Linked DNA regions of Homo sapiens: all the other regions are linked to region 1. The links are chromatin contacts, found by Hi-C or POLR2A ChIA-PET in ENCODE. All regions are on one chromosome and are shown on one strand. Each heading gives the region's core, a stretch centred on a gene start or an enhancer-like site at or near the end of the contact. The rest is flanking DNA. Distances are from core to core; before and after follow the strand shown.

Region 1 (2,812 bases), core at 232-2,731:
CATTTCTCCCAGGTACTGGTGTTTGATTTTGGTAGTGAAGTTTACGTATGGCATGGGAAAGAAGTCACGTTAGCACAACGAAAAATAGAATTTCAGCTGGCAAAGCACTTATGGAATGGAACCTTTGACTATGAGAACTGTGACATTAATCCCCTGGATCCTGGAGAATGCAATCCGCTTATCCGCAGGTACTACTGCCCCCACCTTGGGACGGCTCCCTGAGCGAGCTGATTCCCTTCGATCCCTCTGTTCTCACCACAGTCCTCTACTCTCGCTCTTTATAGGGTTCAGTTTTCATAAACGATTATATGCAGTGGACTGTGAATATTCACAAAAGGAACAGTTCTTTAACTTTTATCTAACTATTATAGAAATATGGATGCTGTCGTCTTCCAGAAGAGGTTTGTTATAGTTGATTTCTTGAAGTGAGCAAGAAATGCTGCAAGTTCCTCCCTGCGGCATTCCAAGTGCTGCTGTGGCAGATGAACAGCAATTGTTTAAACAAATTACATGCGGATCTGAAAGGCTTCCCCGGGTCTGGAATTCAGCCATTGATCTGAAAGTGCAAAAGCAACATGCCTCCCTCTAATTTCATACCTTCCCAGCATCGCCCTCGAATTCCAGGATTTATTTGGCAGCAGATGATGTTTATGTCTTTATACCTTTTGGGAAGGGAAGAGGGAGAGGAGATGGTATTAAAACAATGATTGCAATTGTAATATTCCCTGCAGGTACTAGACTCTTTAAAGTTATTTTTGAAATTGAATAGAATATGTGCAAACTCTAAAATTGTGATTATGAGAAAAAAATTCTTACATGCAAAGGATTGTTGTTGTCTTTTTAACTATCAGACCAAAAAAAGTAGTGCTTTTTAACTATGGGTGCTGTTACAATAGATGAGAAACCAATGAACCAACAAACAGCATAGAATATTGGGCATCACACAACTACATTTTAATGTTTTCCATTGAACTGGTATATGAATTTCAACTTTCCTGCCTAGTTTCCTGCTTTAAAATCCAATTATTGATTTTCTTATTAATTATTATAGAAATCATTAAAATTATGTCAGTGTGGTAAGAAGTTTTAATGTCCTTGTTAAGCAAATGCACTAATGTTTAACCTCAGTATGGTAACAACTGTTGTTTTAAGGACTGGAACTACAACAGCTCAAAAGATTTTATTTGGTATAGCAGAGAAAAAAAAACAAGCTAAAGCATAAAAATCTATGTGATAGCCAACTGTATTTAATAGTGGCATAATCACAGATCTGAAAGTAGATGACTGAGCTCCTAACCCACTGGTTTTCAACATCTCTGAGACAGAATCACCTGAGGGGCCTTTAAAAAAAAGGCATTTGCTCAGCCCAGCCCCAGAGATGTGTTTTCGTTTCATGTGAGTTACAGTTTATGTGTCAATATGTCTTAAAAGCTCCCAGGGATTTTAAGGTGCAGCCAAGATTACGCACCCAGCCCTTCTTAGCAAATGAGGCTGAAACCACTGAGCCCAGTTCCGGCTGTAGGTCAGGGCAGTGCGTGGAGAAACACATCTGGCTTCTGGCCCAGGTTCATCCCCCTCACCCTGCAATCTGCTGCATCGCTTGCTCACAACGCTTCAAAACATAAGTGACAGATTCTAAAGCAGAAACCAAAAGCCCTTTCAATTATCATCTTAGCAAGCCTGCAGAGTAGGACTGACATAAGAGACAGTCATTCAGATATTTTCTGATAAAGACCACACAGCCTTTCAAGACCACCGTGCATTTTCCATAGGTGCTTATGTTTGGTTCCTAAAGTCCCATAAGAGCATGAGGTAGAAGTGTCTGTGCTCTATGATTTATCCGGCAGCTTTCTTTGAATCAGGCAGCCTTTTTGATGTGCCTCAGCTGTGACATCAGCAGCTGTGGTCTTGACCAAGCAGGAAGTGACTGAGGCAGTAGCACAGCAGGGCACAAGCAGCAGCGGGGGTTGCTCTAAGAGGTGGCTGCATCCCAGGCCAGATTCACAACCGAAGATGGGTCTGGAGGGATGAAAGATCGTGCATATTATTCCAGGGCTACTCCCTCCGCAGCACGCATATCTTCTCTACCTTTTGTTTTATTTCTTTTTCTTTCTTTTTTTAAATTTTTAATTAATTAACTTATTTTTTTGAGACAGAGTCTCATTCTTGTCGCCCAGGCTGGAATGCAATGGTGCTATCTTGGCTCACTGCAACCTCTACCTCCTGGGTTTAAGTGATTCTCCTGCCTTAGCCACCCGAGTAGCTGGGATTACAGGTGCCCGCCACCACATCTGGCTAATTTTTGTATTTTTAGTAGAGACGGGGTTTCACTATGTTGGCCAGGCTGGTCTTGAACTCCTGACCTCAGGTGATTCACCTGCCTCGGCCTCCCAAACTGCTGGGATTACAGGCATAAGCTACCACACCCAGCCCTCAGCTCTACCTTTTTCTAAATTACCTGTGTTCTTGGGGACAGCACAAATTCTGAAATCCCAAGCCCGCACAAGACCTCCTATCTTTCTGTGCTCTCCCCATCTGCCGTCTTGGTCAGTGGCCTAGAAATAAGTGCACAAAAAGGCACTTCAAGATCTATGAAAGTGTGTTCATTTTAGTGATGGGAGAATCTCTGTACTCTGGAGAGCTTTGTTGTAACATGAAATAAAATAATAGAGAATTGAGGAGGGAGCTACCTCTTCCCTACGTCTATTAATTAATTGGAGGAAACTTGGTGAGCATTTGCAGGTGACTGGGTGGCACAGAGTAGATGACAAGTGAGGTTTGCCCACAGCTCCTGCTATTGCCGAAATCTCCA
Region 2 (2,812 bases), core at 167-2,666, 300 kb after region 1:
GCTTACTCTTCCCGTTGGGTCCCTTGTTTTAAAACCCTGTTCTGGCCTGAATCCCTTCAAGTAACATCCCAGGAAGTTCTGGCTTGGAGGAACCCAGGAACTTGGCTACTGTCTTCTCATTCTGACCCACCAAAACCTGTTCCCTGCAAGTTCTTAGAAAACATCTGAAAAACAAAGCATACTCTGATACTAACCTCATGAAGGTACAAGTGCATTCTTCTCAGGGCTATTTGTGTTTAAGCACTAAACTAAAGATGCCACTCCTTATCATATGCCCTACTACCATCCTTATACAAGCTACTACCATTTTTCACTGTGATTACCACAGTAGCCTCTTAACTGGTCTTCCTGCTTTCAGTCTTCCAAGTCATAGTCTATGCTCAAGAAAGAGCTGATCTACGTGAGATCATGTCATTTCTTGGCCCAAAACTCTCTGGTGGCTCCCTAGTTTACTCCAAATAAAAGCCTCCAATGGCTTTTATTGGTACCTCCAATGCAAGATCATAAATAATCTAAAATCTGAAAATCTGGGGGGAGAGCATATATGGAAGAAAAAACAAGAGTCCATTTTGGTCACATTAAATTTGCAATGCCTAGGAGACATTCAAGTGGAGATGTCAGAAAGGTGTTATCCCCAGATCCTCAGAAGAGAACTTCAGGCTACATAAGTACTTCTCAATGGGGGGTGATTTTATGCACCCAGGAGACATCTGGCAATATCTGGAGACATTTTGATTGTCACAATAAGGGTAGAGGGAACTCTATTGGCAGTTAGAGCATAGAGGCCAGAGATGCTGCTAAGCATCCTACAATCCACAAGACATCCCCTGACACTGAAAAAATTTTCCAGCCCAAAATGTCAATAGTGCTGAAGATGACAAACTCTGGGCTAGAGATAATAAGACTTACACAAAAAGATTATATTTAACCAAAAGTACAAGATGAAAAACAAGAGAACTAAACCTTTCCTCTTTTAGATGTCAGGTAACACAGAAGACAGAAAATGGTCAACTAGAATGGGAGAAGGAAAACCAGGGAAGGGTTTGTCTCAAAGGCCAAGAGACAAGTGTTTCCAAAAGGAAGCAATGGTCAATTGTGGTCAACTGCATGGAAAACTGCTAAGACATCAAATAACACTGATAGGGGGTTAAAAGGTTTGAGAAGAATGAAGGCAGTATGCTGTGAGGAGTGAGGGAGTGAGATAATAGACACGTCGGAAGACTGCTGGACAATTTTAAGGCTGCTGAGCGTATCATTAAAGTGAAAAAACTGGCAGGTAGTTGAGCTCATCCAGTTCTGAGATTGGAGAGACCAAAGAGGTACAAAGGAATTGAAAGAATTTGCCGGAAAATAATTTGAATCAAAGCATCTAGGCTGGATAAGGAAGGAACTGGTAACAGAAAGGAAGTGATAAGTAGAAATGTGGGGGAGGGGGCTGGAAGTCATGATGAGTCATAAATACTTTTCCCACATCAATAAATAAACTTCCTATATGCTTTTAACTGTTTCATAATAACATAGCCTATTTCTTGATATTATTAAGCAAATGTGATTATTACTTTAATAAGTTACCAGAGATAACAAGTGTTGGTGATGGTGTGAAAAAGAGAAACCTCATACACTGTTGGTGGGAATGCAGATCAGTGCGGCCACTGTGAAAAACCATACAGAGGTTCCTAAGGAAATTAAAAATACAACTACCATATGACTCAGCAATTCCTCCAGTGGGTAGATATCCAAAGGAAATGAAATCACCATCTCATAAAGATACTTGCACTCCCATGTTCACTGTAGCATGAGCCAAGATTTAGAAACAATAATAGCCAAGATATTGAAACAACCAAAGTGTCTGTCAACAGATGAATGAACTGTGAGTTATGTGTGTGTACATATGTGTGTGTGTATATATATATGTACATGCACGTACGTAAATGGAATATTATTCAGCTTTAAAAAGGAGATCCTGCCATTTGCTACCACATGGATGAATGTGGAAGACATTATGCAGAGTGAAATAGGCAAGACACAGAAAATGCATGATTTCACTTATATGTGGAATCTTAAAAAAAGAAAAGAAAAAGAAAGTTGAATACTTAGAGAACAAAATGATGGTAAACAGGGGTGGACGGGGGAGAAAATGTGAAGATGTAGGTCAAAGGATACAAAGCTGCAGATACGCAGGATAAAGGGGTCTCGATGTCTAATGTATGACATGAGGACTATGGTTAATACTGTACTGTATTTGAGATTTTTGCTAAAAGAGATTTTCCTGCCACTAAAAAGAGTAACTATGTGAGATGACTGATGTTAATTTGCTTGACTGTAGTATCCACTTCACTGTGTGTATACATCAAAACATCATATACGTTAAATATATACAATAAAAAAATAGGTATTTACTATTTGAACAATGCTCATCATCCTATTTACTTTTCCTAAGTAGGATCAAATGGTATTTGTGGGAAAGATCATGTTATTGTGAAAGATATGCATATATGATAAATAACAGATCTGGGTTAAAATATCAGCTCTTTCATTTATTATGTTGTGACCTTGGACAACTTACTTAATCTCTCTGAGCCTAAATCTCTTCAGCTTATTAACAGATTGTGGTACACAGAATATTGCCTCCCTCAAAGGATGTCCATCCCTTATTCCCTGGAATCTCTGTCTACCCTATATTACATGGTATGATATTGTGAAATATATATCTGGTCTACATCCTCATTTCCTGGCACACAACTGCTAAAATCCTTAGAATCTCCAAAGTGATGTCTTTTGTATGCTAATGAGTGACTGATGGCTGGCAGTC
Region 3 (2,812 bases), core at 213-2,712, 280 kb after region 1:
TAAGATATGCCCCACTGTCTACTTTGCCAGGAACCTATGAGATCAAATTACTTAATGTTTCAGAAATCTCTCTTCAAAAAATGCTTGTCACTTACCTATATCCCAAGGCTCCTGTAGAGTCATAAGATATACCGTAAATCCTTTTAATTAATTCTGTAACAATACAAAGTATTATTATAATCATATTCAGATAATCCATTTTCATCAAATATATGTAAAAGGTGCCTTCTTTTCAAGTTTCATTTTTAATTACTGTATATTTTTATTAAGATAATAAAAGAACTAATGTAGAAGAAAATAATTCCATAGTTGATTACATGTCTTTAGTTTAAAAATGAAAGCATGCAAAATTTAATAAAAGTTTTAAGATAAATAGAAAATGTTCCAGAAAAAAAGAAATGCCACAATGAATAAAACTGGCTAAGAAGAATGCTTCACATTCTTTTCCATGTGCATAATACTGTGGAAATTAGTAAACAGTCACAAACAAGTGATTCATATTCAGGGCGCAGCCTTTTTGACAGGAAAACAGTAATCAAGAGTTTGGGATTTGAAGATTTTTAAAAGGACACATGTCTAGTAAAGTGTGTCAGTTTGCCTGAGACAGTCCCAATTTACGGCCATTGTCCCAGTGTCCCACAAATTTACCATTTGTCCTGGATTTTTCATTTTCTAATGATTTTTTTTAATGATAGCATTAAAATATGCTAAGACTTACTTGTACTTTTAGGCTCTGCCATAATCTCATTGAGCCATGTGTGAGATGCATGTGCAATGAAGCCAGTTGTCAATTTCGCAACTTGCTTAAATCTTTAAGACACCTAGCAGTAACCCATTTCTAAATGTACTAAATGTACTGTAACTGATACTTCATTCTTAAAGACAGCACCCAGGCACCATGCAGAAAAAGTATACCTAGGCAGGAGCAGGTAGGGACAGCTAACTCCTCCAGTCTTGAATGAAGGTAGAAGAAATACTGAATACTGCTCCCTGCTCATGGCTAGCTTAAAGACACGGATTTAATGAAAGCAGACAGGACAGAGAAAGTGTTTTACGTATTATTCTCTAAAGCATGACTTTTCATCTAGATCCAATGACTTTTTAAAAAAATGCACTTAGTTCTGATTCTAAAGCGTCTCTTTTACATCATCAAAGTAAAGTGAAAACTGGTTGGCTCCATTAACAGAAAAACTCACAGTTAAATGTTGCCAGCTTTCTGTCAGCATCAGGAGATGTACCAACCAGAAAAATCAGTTAATTCCAATAATGGTTTGATGATTTCATCTAATTCATGAAACCAAAGTAAAGCTTTTGGAAGTTCATTCTGTAGAATATGAAACACTTGACATTGCTTTAATTGCTACTTAAAAATCAGTTTAGAAGTTCAACAACAAAGACAAAATTACCGTTGGTTCTCCTTATTCACAGTAGTTAAGTTCTATGAAGTCACCATGAACACTGAATTAGGGAATACCAAACTGTTTACTCATAAGGGAAATTCAGGGTTGGGTTCCTGAGAGCTCCTGAGAGCCTCTGATTACATTTTAATTAGCTGATCAAACATAACCTCATTTTATGTATATTTCTGTTTCAAGATACCTTATTAATATATAGTCATCCACTGCATGATGTGTCAGTCAACAACAGACTGCATATATGATGGAGGTGGTCCCATAAGATTATCAAGCTATATTTTCACTGTACATTTTCTATGTTTAGATAAATAAATATTTACTATTGTGTTACAATTGCCTACGAATTCAGTATAGTAACACACTGTACAGGTTTGTAGCCCAGGAACAAGAGGCTATACCAAATAGCCTACGTGTATAGTAAGCTATAGATTCATATCAGTACACTCTATGATACTTTCACAATGACAAAATCACCTAATGATACATTTCTCAGAATTTAACCCTGTTGTTAAGCAATGTATGGCTGTTCACTGTTGAGTCACTAACACTGAACTCATAGCCAACAGCACTATAAGTTTATCTATCACATGCATTTTCTCCTTAAGGCACATCACAGCCTTCTTGCACTTAGGCGCAATATACAGCACTTCAGTTCCACACTGGGTAGTCATTTTAAACACAGAAATCATAAGCCTAAAAAAGCAAAAATCATGGCACTATATAAACCACAAAAAGGAGACTTGTTTACCGTATGAGAGCTGAAGGAAATCAGCTTGTCAACTAGGAATGTGTTGAGCAATCCAAATTTTTCACCATTCTGTACCATTTGCAGTCATGCACTCAGTTGAATGCCTAGTGTCATGAGTATTGATTTTGCAGTTACAAATAAATTTTATAGGTTCAGTATCCCTTACCCTGAAATGTTTGGGGTCGGAAGTGTTTTGAATTCAGAGTTTTTAAAAATTTTGAAACATTTGCATTATATACTTATTGAGTATCCCTAATCCAAAAATCTGAAATCCAAAATGCTCCCATGAGTATTTCATTTGCGCATGACCCTTGAGGATTGTGTTGAGCATCATGTTGGCACTCAAAAAGTTTAGGATTTTAGAGCATTTCTGATTTTAGATCAGAGATGCTCAATCTGTAGTAAGCAGACGAATTCATGAAAACAAAATCTGTGAATAATAAGGGTCAATTCTATTTGTTTTTACAGTGATAACACAATTACAAACCTTGGTTGAGTACAGCATCATAGAAAGAACAATGTTCTTACTAAATTTAAAAAATGGTGAAACAGAAATAAACTTGGACTTGGCTGTGGTTCACATATAATTCACAGCTGTGCCCAAAACTGCAATATATTACCAATCAAAATTGGGGGAAACATATTTTAC

What was found. Hi-C counts contacts between places; a loop is a spot of excess contacts on that map. ChIA-PET counts read pairs that join two places held with the same protein, here RNA polymerase II (POLR2A). Pooled maps may share reads with other maps.
Region 2: a loop to region 1 is called in a pooled map, with 4 times the contacts of the local background. The contact joins two enhancer-like sites. A Hi-C loop is called at or near these places in 1 of 37 single-sample maps with no recorded cell type and 6 of 50 pooled maps. POLR2A ChIA-PET finds 5 or more read pairs at or near these places in 2 of 52 experiments (activated CD8-positive, alpha-beta memory T cell and activated T-cell).
Region 3: a loop to region 1 is called in a pooled map, with 14 times the contacts of the local background. The contact joins two enhancer-like sites. A Hi-C loop is called at or near these places in 8 of 50 pooled maps. POLR2A ChIA-PET finds 5 or more read pairs at or near these places in 3 of 52 experiments (activated CD4-positive, alpha-beta memory T cell, activated CD8-positive, alpha-beta memory T cell and activated T-cell).

The regions. Positions count from the first base shown.
Region 1 is chr10:30,700,075-30,702,886 of GRCh38, forward strand. It overlaps the pseudogene SVIL2P. Among named protein-coding and RNA genes, the nearest start is that of LINC02644, 22 kb to the right of the region's middle. RefSeq lists enhancers at 1,846-1,985, 2,006-2,055. Within about 2 kb of position 1,482, at least 12 of the 41 ENCODE cell types and tissues checked have a DNase peak (open chromatin) inside an H3K27ac peak, as active enhancers do.
Region 2 is chr10:31,003,380-31,006,191 of GRCh38, forward strand. The region is part of intron 1 of ZNF438 (zinc finger protein 438); the gene reads right to left. Among named protein-coding and RNA genes, the nearest start is that of ZNF438, 27 kb to the right of the region's middle. Within about 2 kb of position 1,417, at least 5 of the 41 ENCODE cell types and tissues checked have a DNase peak (open chromatin) inside an H3K27ac peak, as active enhancers do.
Region 3 is chr10:30,984,274-30,987,085 of GRCh38, forward strand. It overlaps ZNF438 (zinc finger protein 438), which reads right to left. Exons shown (of 7, transcript NM_001143768.2): 2 at 96-153. Among named protein-coding and RNA genes, the nearest start is that of ZNF438, 46 kb to the right of the region's middle. Within about 2 kb of position 1,463, at least 7 of the 41 ENCODE cell types and tissues checked have a DNase peak (open chromatin) inside an H3K27ac peak, as active enhancers do.